Linked DNA regions of Homo sapiens: region 2 is linked to region 1. Evidence: read pairs that join two places in POLR2A ChIA-PET (ENCODE). Cell type or tissue: A673. All regions are shown on one strand. Links, peaks and the distances in the headings refer to the core of each region. The heading gives the core; the rest is flanking DNA.

Region 1 (7,192 bases), core at 1,314-6,313:
ACAAAAATTAGCTGGGTGTGGTGGCGTGTGCCTTAATCCCAGCTACTCGGGAGGCTGAGGCACAAGAATCGCTTGAACCTAAGAGGCGGAGGTTTCAGTGAGCTGAGATCGCACCACTGCACTCCAGCCTGGCACCAGAGCAAGACTCTGTCTCAAAAAAAAAAAAAAAGAATTGTGGTCACTTCCAGAAAAGAATTAGGGGAGTGAGATTGGAAGTGGTAATCATAGGAACTTTTGTGTCATCTATATTTTCCTTTTTTCCAAGGAAAATATTCATATATTAATTGTTTAATTAAAAATTAAATTTTGGCTGGGCGCGGTGGCTCACGCCTGTAATCCCTGCACTTTGGGAGGCCGAGGTGGGCGGATCACGAGGTCAGGAGATCAAGACCATCCTGGCTAACATGGTGAAACCCCGTCTCTACTAAAAAATATGACAAAAATTAGCCGGGCGTGCTGTCGGGCGCCTGTAGTCTCAGCTACTCTGGAGGCTGAGGCAGGAGAATGGCGTGAACCCCGGAGGCGGAGCTTGTAGTAAGCCGAGATCTTGCCACTGCACTGCAGCCTGGGCGACAGAGCAAGACTCCGTCTCAAAAAAAAAAATTTTTTTTAAGTTTTGTGCAGTGGCAGTATCATAGCCAATGAGGTTTGTCCAATGTACAATTATTGCTAATTGAAAACGTTTCAGGCCAAGCACAGTGGCTCACGCCTATAATCCCAGCACTCTGGGAGGCCGAGACAGGCCAATCATGAGGTCAGGAGATCGAGACCATCCTGGCTAACACGGTGAAACCCCCGTCTCTACCAAAAATACAAAAATTAGCTGAGTGTGGTGGCAGGCGCCTGTTAGTCCCAGCTACTTGGCTGAGGCAGGAGAATGGTGTGAACTCAGGAGGCGGAGCTTTCAGTGAGCTGAGATCGCGCCACTGCACTCCAGCCTGGGCGACAGAGCGAGACTCTGTCTCAAAAAAAGTTTCAAGCCAGGCACGGTGGCTCACGCCTGTAATCCCAATACTTTGGGAGGCCAAGGCGGGTGGATCACCTGAGGTCAGGAGTTCGAGACCGGCACAGCCAACATGGCGAAACCCCATCTACTAAAAATACAGAAATTAGCCGGGTGTGGTGGCACACGCCTGTAATCTCAGCTATTCAGGAGGCTGAGGCAGAAGAATCACTTGAACCTGGGAGGTGGAGATTGCAGTGAGCCAAGATTGCACCACTGCACTCTAGCCTGGGCAACAGAGTGAGACTCCAGAGTTGAGACTCTGTCTCAAAAGAAAAAAAGAAAAGGTTTCTGTTGGGCCAGGCCCAGTGGCTCACACCTGTTATCCCAGCACTTTGGGAGGCCAAGGCAGGCAGATCCCTTGAGTCTAAGAGTTTTGAGACCAGCTTAGGCAACTTAGAGAGACCCCGTCTTTACAAAAAGTTAGCCAGACATGGTGGCACATGCCATGGAAGGCTCACTTGAGCCCGTGAAGTCGAGGTTGCAGTGAACTGTGATCTTGCCACTGCACTCCAGCCTGGGTGATGGAGTGAGACCATGTCTCAAAAAAAAAAAAAAAGAATTTTCACATATCCCACTGTGGTAACTTACAATATAGTTGGCATTGGCAATTTTTGACAGTCTCTACAGAGACTGACTTTAAAAAAAATAAATAAATTTCAGGCTGGGCATGGTGGCTCATGCCCACAATCCCAGCACTTTGGGAGGCCAAGGCGGGTAGATCACCTGAGGTCAGGAGATTGAGACCAGCCTGGTCAACATGGTAAAACCCTGTCTCTACTAAAAATACAAAAATTAGCTGGTGGTGACGCACACCTGTAATCCCAGCTACTCGGGAGGCTGAGGTAGGAGAATTGCTTGAACCCAGGAGGCAGGAGGTTGCAGTGAGCTGAGATTGTGGCATTGCACTTTAGGCTAGGCGACAAAAGGGAAACTCCGTCTCAAAAAATAAATAAATAAATTTCAAATTGAAAGGTGAGGCTATTTTATAATTTTTTTTTTTTTTAATTTGAGACAGAGTCTCAGTCTATCATCCAGGCTAGAGTGCAGTAGTGCAATCTCGGTTCAGTGCAACCTCCACCTCCCGGGTTCAAACAGTTCTATTCTACCTCAGCCTCCCAAGTAGCTGGGATTATGGGCACCCGCAACCACACCTGGCTTATTTTTGTATTTTTAGTAGAGATGGAGTTTCACCATGTTGGCCAAGCTGTCGAACTCCTGACCTCAAGTGATCTGCCCGCCTCAGCCTCCCAAAGGCTTATGCCCACAGGGTTGAGCCACGGCGCCCGGCCCTATTTTACAAAATTGTAATGAAGCTGAGAAAAGATAATTCATCTAAGATCACTTGATAAATGACAGACTCCAAAGCCCATGGCTACTTGACCAAATCACTTTGCTCTGTATACATCCGTATAGAGAACTAGGTTTGGAGCCAAGAGGGACTCCTGATTTATCCCTCTCATGGGCAGTAGGTTTGTTATAGTGAGCCCTTGGCCTTAGCTTGGTTTTCTTTATCAGTAAAGGAGAGCATGACCAGATCATGCCATACCAACTTGATGGCCTAGGCCTAGGGCTTGGCTTGTGAGGTGTGACTAAATCACATAGCCTCAGATAAGGAATGAGGGAAGATTTAAAGCAGGATTGATAAAGCAGATTATGTTTTATACTTAACAAAATCTTAAACTGGATGTTTCAGCTGGGGTATCAAGATCTAATAGATATGAAACTCCAAAGGGAGACAGCAGATGTAAATGCAGTATTTTAAAGGAACTTACCAAGAACCAGTTGCACAACTCTTGAACCCCCTCACCCATTTCAAGAGTATGAAAAGTGAAGATAGAAGGCCAGATGCAGTGGCTTACTCTTGTAATCCTAGCACTTTGGGAGGCTGAGGTGGGAGGATCACTTCAGGCTAGTTCAAGACCAACCTGGGCAACATGGTGAGACCTTGTCTCCACAAAAAAATTAAAAAATTAGGCCGGGCGCAGTGGCTCAAGCCTGTAATCCCAGCACTTTGGGAGGCCAAGGTGGGCGGATCACGAGGTCAAGAGATCGAGACCATCCTGCTCAACATGGTGAAACCCTGTCTCTACTAAAAATACAAAAAATTAGCTGGGCATGGTGGCACGTGCCTGTAGTCCCAGCTACTTGGGAGGCTGAGGCAGGAAAATCACTTGAACCTGGGAGGTAGAGATTGCAGTGAGCACCGAGATTGCACCACTGGACTCCAGCCTGGTGACAGAGCAAGACTCCGTCTCAAAAAAAAAATAAAAAATTTGAAAAAATTAAAAAGCCAGGGGCAGAGGCTCATGCCTGTAATCCCAGCACTTTGGGAGGCTGAGGCAGGCGGATCACTTGAGGTCATCAGGAGTTCAAGACCAGCCTGGCCAAATGGTGAAACCCCGTTTTTACTAAAAATACAAAAATTAGCAGGGTGTGGTGGTGGGCGCCTATAATCCCAGTTACTTTGGAGGCTGAGGCAGGAGAATCACTTGAACTCGGGAGGTGGAGGTTGCAGTGAACTGAGATCGCACCACTATACTCCAGCCTGGGCGACAGAGCAAGAGTAATACATCTAAAAAAAAAAAAAAAAAATTAGCCAGGCATGGTGGTGCATGCCTGTAATCCCAGCTACTACTCAGGAGGCTGAGGCAGGTGGATCACATGAGCCAGGAGTTTGAGGCTGCCATGAGCCATCATCATACCACTGCACTTCAGCCTGGGCCACAGAGTGAGACCCTGTCTCAAAAAAAAAAAAAAAAACAACAACAAAAAAGCGGAGATTGGGTTTATAAAAGAGCTTTCTTTGGAGAGAGCTACTACCATGCTGTGAGCCCTATTCAATCCCAAAGAGAAGAGGTGGGGAAGGGCCAGGTGAGGTGGCTGACGCCTGTAATCCCAGCACTTTGGGAAGCTGAGGCGGGCAGGTCACCTGAGGTTAGGAGTTCGAGACTAGCCTGGCTAACATGGTGAAACCCCGTCTCTACTAAAAATAAAAAAAATTAGCCAGGCGCGGTGACGGGTGCCTGTAGTCCCAGCTACTCAGGAGGCTGAGGCAGGAGAATCGCTTGAACCTGGGAGGTGGAGGTTGCAGTGAGCTGAGATCGCACCACTGCACTCCAGCCTGGGCAGGGGGAGCAAAACTCCATCCCCCACCCCAAAAAAAAGAGATGAGGTGAGGAGTAATTCTATCTTCTCAATCCTAGAGACAGTGGCTTCAAGACCACTGAAACATTTTGTATTTGTCCTTGGGTAAGGGATAATCATTAGACTGTGTATGACTCACGGTAGAGGAATTTCAAGGCAAAAGCTGACTAACAACAGAGCCTGATGTAACAAAGTAGAGAGTCACATCCTGGAAGTCACCACACTGGCTTCTGATAAACGGTCAGATATACATGAATCCTGTGGACCATGTGTGGAGCCAGTTTAAATCCTACTCAAGAGAACTGCCTGGATGCATAGTGGGGCTCTTCATGTGGAAAAGAACACTGGAAAACAAAAGGATAATGAGAGAGTGGTGGCTATAGAAATAGAATACATCACCTCACTTCAGGAAGTTGCCACTGCCTTTGGAAAGCGCCCCCAGGGAAGCCTCTGATGGAGCCATACAAATGCTCATGAGATAATTCTTAACATCAGCCAGGCCTAGACAGCATGAAGCCACTAATAACCCTTCCTCTTCATTCTGCCCCATTCCTAGAAATATCAGTGTAGCAAAAGGAGAGAAGCCAACTACCCCCTCTTTCACAGAGGCGAGCTGGCTGGCTCTGTTGACCCTAGCTGTGGGGTAGAGAGATTCTTACCTATGATGAAAATTGATGTGTTAATATATTTCGGACCAAGAGTATGTTTTGCTACTTAAAGTGGTTGCAAAGACTATTACCTAAAGGTGATCCACATCTGAGGAAAACCTCTCCCACTGAAATAAATTGTGCAGAGACAGGGGAAAACAAATTAAACTTTAATTTTCATTACATTTCTTCAGTTGGTACTTGTTAAGCATTCCAGTTATGGTCACCTTTGTATTCTCTGAGGCACTTAATTGGCACTCATGATATTGAGATTATTCCTTCCAGATTGTAGTATGTAACCTTCTGGTTAATATCCTCTCTATAATAAAACAAAAGACAGTTTTAGGGACTTAAATTTCAATAAATCTGGTTGAGGCCAAGGAACCAGAAATAAATTGAAAACTCAATTTATTTCAAGGAAACTTGAAATAAATTGAAATAAAGTTAGTTGGAAACTAACTTTAAGATAATCTAGTTCCAGGCCAGGCACGTGGCTTACCCTGTAATCCCATCACTTTGGCAGGCTGAGGCAAGCGGATCTCTTGAGCTTAGGAGTTAGAGACCAGCCTGGGTAACACAGCAGAACCCTGTCTCTTAAAAAAAAAAAAAATCTAGTTCCAACGAATGCCTCCTCAGTGAATCTTTTTCACAGTATCCCTGGAAAGTGAATATTTAGTCTCTTGAATAACTCCAGTGTCTTGAAATCTACTATCTTCACCCTCATGAAAACGTCAAGAGTTTGAGGACCACCTCTTTCTACATCTACTAGCCTAAACATTTTCCCTCCCTTTAGCTAGTCCTCCTTGACATAGTGTGGACTCCTGGCATCACCTTGTCTACTCTCTGGATGAGCTCAAATGTGTCAGTGTGCCTGTCTAACTTTGGTCCAGATGTGGCCTCACCAAGCCAAATAGAACTAAACCATTACCTGCTTGCTTGTAGACCTGGACCGTAGGAGAGCCCAAGGCCCCCTTAGGTTTTCTTTACTACTTATGCTACTGACTCATATCAAACTGACACCTAAGCTGGACATGGTGGTGCACACTTGTAGTCTTAGCTGCTCTAGAGGCTGAGGCAGAAGGTAGCTTGAGCTCCAAGAGTTTGAAACCGGCCTGGGCAACATAGCAAGATGCCCATCTGACAACTGACAAAAACCTACAGGTGTTATTTTCGGGGTAAGGTAGGGTTGTTTTGATTTCATAATAATAAATTAATGCATTAATTTTATACAACATATAACATTAAAAACCTTCATTCAAAAAAAAAACAAAACTACAGGTTGGACATGGTGGCTCACGCCTGTAGTCCTAGCACTTTAGGAGGCCAAGGTGAGCGGATTGCCTGAGCTTAGGAGTTTGAGACCAGCCTGGGCAACATGGTGAAACCCCATCTCTACTAAAATACAAAAAATTAGCTGGGCATGGTGTACTCCTATAGTCCCAGCTACTCGGCAGGCTGAGGCGGGAGAATGGCTTGAACCCAGGAGGTGGAGGTTGCAGTGAGCCGAGATCATGCTACTGCACTTCAGCCTGGATGACAGAGCAAGACTCCAACTCAAAAACAAAAAACAACAACAACAAAAAAAGCCGGTCGCATGGCACATGTATACATATGTAACTAACCTGCACAATGTGCACATGTACCCTAAAACTTAGAGTATAATAAAAAAAAAAAATTAAAAAAAGAAAAAAAAAAAAAAAAAGCCGGGCTTGGTGACTCATGCCTGTAATCCCAGCAGTTTGGGAGGTCGAGGCCGGCCGATCACTTGAGGTCAGAAGTTTGAGACCAGCCTGGCTAACATGGTGAAACCCTGTCTCTACTAAAAAAAAAAAAAAAAAAAAAAAAAATTATCTGGCCGTGGTGGCAGACACCTGTAATCCTAGCTACTGAGGAGGCTGAGGCAGGAGAATCGATTAAACCCAGGAGGCGGAGAGGCGGAGGTACGGTGAGCTGAGATGACACCACTGCACTCCAGCCTGGGCGATAGCGTGAGACTCCTCAAAAACGATGAAAAAAAAAAAAAAACTACAAACAAGGCTTCCTTGCCATTATTCCAAGTCCTGGTCCTTTCCTTCCAGAGATAAACACTGTTTAATATTGATTATATATCCTTCCAGCCCTTTTTCTATGTATTTACATGTAGAAATATATGGGAATTTTTTTTTTTTTTTAGACGGTCTCACTCTGTTGCCCAGACTGGAGTGTAGTGGCATGATCTTGGCTCACTGCACCCTCTGCCTCCCAGACCAAGTAATCCTCCCACTTTGGCCTCCAGAGTAGCTGGGACTACAGGCACATGCCACCACGCCTGGATAATTTTTGTATATTTTTTGTAGAGACAGAGTTTTGCCATGTTGCCCAGGCTGATCTTGAATTCCTGGACTCAAGCGATCTG
Region 2 (7,192 bases), core at 969-5,968, 310 kb before region 1:
TTTTCTGTCTAGTAAAATATTAATTGTCTAAAGTTTAAATAATGTCTTCTCTGAGTAGTTTTCCTAGACTGGGAATTGAAAAGCATTAGCATGTATCAGAATCACCTGGAGGACTGTTTTTTTTGTTTTGTTTTGTTTTTGTTTTCTTTCTTTTTTGTTTTTTGAGTGGAGTCTTGCTCTGTCATCCAGGCTGGAGTGCAGTGGCACCATCTCGGCTCACTGTAACCTCCACCTCCCAGGTTCAAGCGGTTCTTCTGCCTCAGCCTCCTGATAGCTGGGACTACAGGCACGCACCACCACGCCTGGCTACTTTTTGTATTTTTAGTGGAGACGGAGTTTCACCATATTGGCCAGGCTGGTCTCAAACTCCTGACCTCATGATCCACCCGACTCGGCCTCCCAAAGTGCTGGGATTATAGGCGTGAGCCACAGTGCCCGGCCAAGAAGGGCTTGTTAAACCATATTGCTGCCCCACACCCAATGCTGGAGCGGGTCTGGATGCAGTCTGAGAATCTGCATGTCTAACATTTTCCCAGGTGATTGATGCCCATGCTATTGATCCTGAGACCAGAATTTAAGAATCAGTGTCCTAGACCGTCACTCATCCTCTAAAGAATTAACTTCTACCTCTGTACTTCCATTATTGTAGTTCATGCCACTTGTGAGTTATCACTGTATGCCTGTCTCCTCTACTAGTTTGTGAACAGCTCAAGGCTAAGATCCTGTCTTAATCATTTTTGTTTTCCCTAGCGCCTGATATATTGCCCCTGCACATCTGGTGGTCCTTGATATAGAATGAATAAAAAAATTCCCTTTATCTTTGCTCTGATTGAATTATATTTCTACTAGTTACATTCTTTCAACTTTCCATTATTAGGAGCAGGTGGGGTGGGGAATGAGGAATGGGGAATGTTGATGAGAAATAATGCTATTTTGGCTCGTCATATTCTAGTCTGATTTCTTCATTGCCCTGAGAAGGCTGAAGTGGTCAGTCCTGTAGATATCAGCAGAGGGAACTCAGGAGGTGTCTTCTAAGGTCTTGCTACTCAGTGTGCAATCAGGGAGCTTGTTAGAAATTTTAAATTTCTGGTCCCACTCAAGATACACTGAATCAGAATTTTTTTTTTTTTTTTGAGACGAGGTCTGGCTGTGTTGCCGAGGCTGGTCTCAAACTCCTGGGCTCAAGAGATCTTCCTGCCTCAGCCTCCCAAGTAGCTAGGACTATAGGTGCATTCCACCACACTCAGCTCTGAAGACTAACTCTAGTCAGAAGTGATTAGACCCTGCATAAGTGACTTACATTATTGAAATTTACAAATTATTGTAATACACGATTTGTTGCCGTTATTACTATAAAATAATAAACTTGCTCTGTTACCCAGGCTGGTGTGCAGTGGCATGATCTTAGCTCACTGTAACCTCTGCCTCCTGGGTTCCAGCGATTCTCCTGCTCCTGTGTCAGCCTTCCTAGTAGCTGGGATTACAGGCGTGCACCACCACACCTGGCTAATTTTTTTATATTTTTAGAAGAGACGGGGTGTCACCATGTTGGCCAGGCTGGTCTTGAACTCCTGACCTCAAGTGATCCGCCCGCCTCAGCCTCCGAAAGTGCTGGGATTACAGATGTGAGCCACCATGCCCGGCTCACAACCACATAGTTCTTAATACTTGACTGAGAAATCAGCATAGGGGTCAATACCTTGGAATGCCAAATGATCCTTTCTTTTTTTTTTTTTTTGAGACGGAGTCTTGCTCTGTCGCCCAGGCTGGAGTGCAGTGGCGCTATCTTGGCTCACTGCAAGCTCCGCCTCCCAGGTTCACGCCATTCTCCTGCCTCAGCCTCCCGAGTAGCTGGGACGACAGGCGCCTGCCACCATGCCTGGATAATTTTTTGTATTTTTAGTAGAGACGGGGGTTTCATCGTGTTAGCCAGGATGGTCTCGATCTCCTGACCTCGTGATCCACCCGCCTCGGCCTCCCAAAGTGCTGGGATTACAGGCATGAGCCACCGCACCCGGCCGATCCTTTCTTTGCACACAGACTCAAAGGAAATTAGATTATAATCTGAAGGTTGTTGAGTGATCTCAGAATCAAAACTAAATAACTTTTCAGGGATTAAAAGCTCAAAGGTTGCAGACACGAGGAAAGTAATGTAAAGGAGCTAAGTGGGGCAGGTGAGGACTGTGGCCACTTGGGTAGTCCATATCTCACCTACAGGGAGCAGTTGCTACTTAGTTTCAGCTAATTTTTGTCGTGTGGGATACAGTATTATTAGATATTCCCATTTTTCAAGTGAATTTAAACATCTATATTTTGTATGAAAGTGTGTTTAAAATGTTGGCAACTCATTCAAAAATTCTGTAAATTCAGCAATACTCTTTCTGTTTTTTTAGAGACAGTGTCTTGCTCTGTCACCCAGGCTCCCAGGCTACAGTGTAGTGGCATAATCCTAGCTCATTATAACCTTGAATTCCTGGGCTCAAGGGATCCTCCTGCCTAAGCCTCCTGAAAGGCACATGCCACTAGAGATGGGGTCTTAGGGTCTTGCTATATTGCCCAGACTGGTCTCAAACTCTTAGCCTCAAGCGATTCTCCCTCCTCAGCCTCATAAAGTGCTGGGATTACAGCCGTGAGCCACCATGCCAAGCCTGCAATATTATTATTATTTTTTTTTTTTGAGATGGAGTCTTGCTCTGTCGCAGTGGCACGATCTTGGCTCACTGCAAACTCCACCTCCCAGGTTCAAGTGATTCTCCTGCGTCAGACTCCCGAGTAGCTGGGATTACAGGCGCCTGCCACCATGCCTGGCTAATTTTTGTATTTTTAGTAGAGATGGGGTTTCACCATGTTGGCCAGGCTGGTCTCAAACTCCTAACTTCAGGGATCCGCCCACCTTGGCTTCCCAAAGTGCTGGGATTACAGGCGTGAGCAACTGCTGCCCAGCCCTGCAATATATATATATTACAGGTGTGAGCCACGGCACCCGGCCAGCCCTGCGATATTCTTTAAATCAACAATTCAACTTCTAGGACTTTAAGTGACATACTTTGTTTGTTTTGAGACGGAGTCTCACTCTCTTGCCCAGGCTGGAGTGCAGTGGTGCAAGTGGAGTGCAGTGGAGCCACCGTGCCTGGCTTTTACATACTTTTGAATTTGCATACTTTTGAAATGATTTAAGTGCTAAATTATTTTCTTCAGCATAATTATTTGAAACAGCAGAAGATTTGAAAATAATGTAAATTTCTATTGGCAGGCATTGGTTAAATTATGGCACACTCAAACAATAGAATACTCTTTAACCGTGTTTAAAAAAAAAAAAGCTAGGCCGGGCTCACGCCTGTAATCCCAGCACTTCAGGAGGCCGAAGCGGGTGGATCACAAGGTCAGGAGATCGAGACCATCCTGGCTAACACGGTGAAACTCTGTCTCTACTAAAAATACAAAAAAATTAGCTGGGTGTGGTGGCGGGCGTCTATAGTACCAGCTACTCAGGAGGCTGAGGCAGGAGAATGGCGTGAACCCGAGAGGCAGAGCTTGCAGTGAGCCGAGATCGCGCCACTGCACTCCAGCCTGGGCGACAGAGCGAGACTCCGTCTCAAAAAAAAAAGAAGCTAAGGAGGCTGTGTGTGTATTGATGTGGAATGATCTTCAAGATACAATATTAAATAAAAATTGGTGCAGAACATGGTATATAGTGCAGCATCATTTGTGTAACTAATGGTAATAATATATATTTTTTTCTCACATATACATAAAATATCCCTGGAAGGATACACAAGAAATTTTTAACGTTGGGCCGAGTGCAGTGGTTCACACCTGTAGTCCCAGAACTTTGGGAGGCTGAGGTGGGTGGATTATTTGATGTCAGGAGTTCGAGACCAGCCTGGCCAACATGGTGAAACCCCGTCTCTACTAAAAATACAAAAATTAGCTGGGTGTGGTGGTGGGCACTTGTAGTCCCAGCTACTCGGGAGACTGAGACAGGAAAATTGCTCGAACCTTGGAGGCTGAGGTTGCAGTGAGCTGAGATCGCACCACTGTACTCCAGCCTGGGTGACAGAGTGAGACTCCATGTCAAAAAAAAAAAAAAAAGAAATTGTTAACATTGGTTGTTTGTGAAGAGAGAACAGAAGGTTGAAGAGGAGTAAGAATTTTCACAGTACACCATTTTGTACCTTTTGAAATTTGACCCAGCACGTTGGGAGGCCGAGGCAGGTGGATCACCTGAGGACAGGAGTTCCAGACCAGCGTGGCCAACATGGTAAAACCCCGTTTCTACTAAAAATACAAAAAATGAGCCAGCCATGGTGGCAGGTGCCTGTAATCCCAGCTACTAGGAGGCTGAGGCAGGAGAATCACTTGAACCTGGGAGGCAGTGGTTGCAGTGAGCCGAGGTTGCGCCATTATACTCCAGCTTGGGCGACAGAGCAAGACTCCAACTCAAAAAAAAAAAAAAAAGAAACAAAAAAAAAAGAAATTTGAAACACGAAAATGGATAGCCTATTCAAAAAGTTTAGATTAAAAAGAAAGGAAAATATTTGGATAGATATATGTGTATATATATATATATATATGCACAAATGGACTTTATAGCGATTACCTTTGGAAAGAAGGAATGGGAAACAAGGCAGTAATCAAATAACTTTTTGCCTTTTTTTTTTTTTTTTTTGAGATGGAATCTCACTCTGTCACCAGTGGGGTGATCTTGGCTCACTGCAAGCTCCACCTCTGGGTTCATGCCATTCTCCTGCCTCACCCTCCCGAGTAGCTGGGACTACAGGCACCCACCACCATGCCCAGCTAATTTTCTGTATTTTTAGTAGAGATGGGGTTTCACCGTGTTAGCCAGGATGGTCTCGATCTCCTGACCTCATGATCCGCCCGCCTCAGCCTCCCAAAGTGCTGGGATTACAGGCGTGAGCCACCATGCCCGGACCTACTTTTTGCCTTTTTATCCCTAGGTGATGTTTGAAAAAATTGTTTTACAATATGCATGTATTACCTTTATAATAATAATTTTTAAAATGTTGATTCAAACACAAATGTAGAACCCCAACACCCACCAGACACACCCACATTAGTAGTGGGAGGGTCCTGGCCCAATGTAACTTCTCTGCAGACCAATTGGACCTGTAAATTGTTAGTTTGAGGTGGGTGGAAGGGATGATTAAGAACATCAGGTTAACAGAGATCATGTGATCAATAAGACCAAACAAACTGAAGGTCCATGGGCTGCAACTCCCTGAATCTCCGTACCAAGGATTATCTGGCCACCCAGGCTGGATGGAGTGCAGTTGCACGAGCACAGCTCACTGCAACCTCCGTCTTCCAGGCCTAAGCAATCCTCCCACCTCAGTCTCCCAAGCAGCTAGGATTACAGGCACGGGTCACCATGCCCAGCTAATTTTTTATTTTTTAGTAGAGATGAGATCTCACTATATCGCCCAGGCTGGTCTCAAGCTCCTGAGCTCAAGCGATCCTCCCACCTCAGCCTCCCAAACTCCTGAGATTACAGGCATGGGCCACCACACCCAGCCTCCCCTTTCTCTTGAACAGTATTCGTACTGGCTCCATGTGGATTTGCTTTAGATTGTTCATCTTTTTCTGCTTTCACAAATGATCCACTTCTTCTAACTGATGCATCTTTTCTTAGGTTACTGGAGAAAGTCAGATAATTGTCAAACCTGTGATTCTCCAGTGACTGCATATTGATGCTCTCATTAATCATGTGTTAGTCATGCAGTTTATGTTAAGAAGTGGTGGAGAGGTTAATCTCTGAGTTCCTGGAGGGAATGCACTGCAGTCCTCAAGTGCTGACATCAACCCTTTATTTATTTATTTGAGATGGAGTCTTGCTCTGTTGCCCAGGCTGGAGTGCAGTGTCGTGATCTTGGATCACTGCAACCTCCACCCCTACGTTCAAGCGATTCTCCTGCCTCAGCCTCCCAAGTAGCTGGGATTACAGCCACCTGCCACCATGCCCAGCTAATTTTTGTATTTTTAGTAGAGACGGGGTTTCACCATGTTGGGCCAGGCTGGTCTCGAACTCCTGACCTCTGGTGATCCACCCACCTCGGCCTCCCAAAGTGCTGGGATTACAGGTGTGAGCCACTGCACCCAGCCTTTATTTTTATTTTACTTTTCCACAAACACCGACATAGCTGACATCAATCCTAATCTGCTTTTCACCTGATCTGCACCTTGCCCTGAGTTTCTTTTCATCAAATCAAATCATGTATCTCTCTTGTCCCCCTCCCCACATCCTCACTTTACCTCCCTGCCAGCTTAACCGATACAATACAGTACCTTGTTCTGGTGCAGGCAAAGTCTAGTATCTTCCGCTTTGATTCCCCTGTCTCCATTTTCCCTGGAGGCTTACTCAAGCTAAGGAAGTGGGCAGTCCCACATCCAGGAGTCAGAAACAGAGACCAATGATCAGGTCTCTGCTAACAGTGCATGGCTAAAGTTGTGTCTCTATACCATGTGGTATTGCTGTTAAAACCCAGTCCAGCTTGGTCCCATGGATACATGTCTCCACTGAAGTGGCTACTTGCTGGTCCAAGTCACTGCATAAGCCCAAGTGATACCCTCCCAGTTAGATTCCAAGGTTATGGCTCTCAGTTCATACTCATATGCTAGGTTACTGTTGACTAGAATATTAGGCCATCGTGGCTGGATGTGAGGGCTTTGATTCTCCATCAACTGCTGTACTAAAACCAATCCTCTTCAGCCAAACCCACATTGAGTCTTGTTCAGCAATTTAGGTGCTCCCTTTCTTTCTAGTGAATTCTCTTAAAAGCTTCCCTGCCAGTTGGCTCATACACCACACCACTCTATCAAAGTCCCCTAACTTCAGACTTTGGAGAGTAAGGGCTATGATTTTCTTCCCTTTGCTCTTAAAAGATCCCTGGGGGCTGGGCGCAGTGGCTCACGCCTATAATCCGAGCACTTTGGGAGGCTGAGGTGGGTGGATCACTTGAGGTCAGGAGTTCGAGACCAGCTTGGCCAACATGGTGAAACCCTGTCTCTACTAAAAATACAAAAATTAGCCAGGCATGGTGGCGGGTGCCTGTAATTCCAGCTACTCTGGAGGCTGAGGCAGAAGAATTGCTTGAACCCAGGAGGCAGAGGTTGCAGTGAGCCGGAATCACACCACTGCCCTCCAGCCTGGGCAACAGAGTAAAACTCCGTC

What was found. ChIA-PET counts read pairs that join two places held together with the same protein. Peaks named below come from ENCODE experiments on the same cell type or tissue, not always from the same donor. Only the 100,000 strongest peaks of a DNase experiment are listed, where the experiment ranks them.
Region 2: POLR2A ChIA-PET joins it to region 1 with 10 read pairs; 7 of 35 experiments call an interaction of 5 or more read pairs at or near these places.

The regions. Positions count from the first base shown.
Region 1 is chr1:150,602,044-150,609,235 of GRCh38, reverse strand. LOC107985203 (a long non-coding RNA gene) reads right to left here. Exons shown (of 3, transcript NR_186818.1): 3 at 4,952-5,116. Among named protein-coding and RNA genes, the nearest start is that of ENSA, 24 kb to the left of the region's middle. RefSeq lists enhancers at 84-770, 3,768-4,606. In A673, for the core only: no CTCF peak of the experiment used is centred there; a DNase peak (open chromatin) is centred at 4,335; H3K27ac peaks cover 2,623 bases.
Region 2 is chr1:150,913,406-150,920,597 of GRCh38, reverse strand. All of the region lies in intron 1 of LOC107985204 (a long non-coding RNA gene), which reads left to right. Among named protein-coding and RNA genes, the nearest start is that of SETDB1, 9.4 kb to the left of the region's middle. RefSeq lists cis regulatory regions at 1,865, 3,197, 3,585, 5,632 and enhancers at 1,793-1,937, 3,125-3,269, 3,513-3,657, 5,560-5,704. In A673, for the core only: no CTCF peak of the experiment used is centred there; no DNase peak of the experiment used is centred there.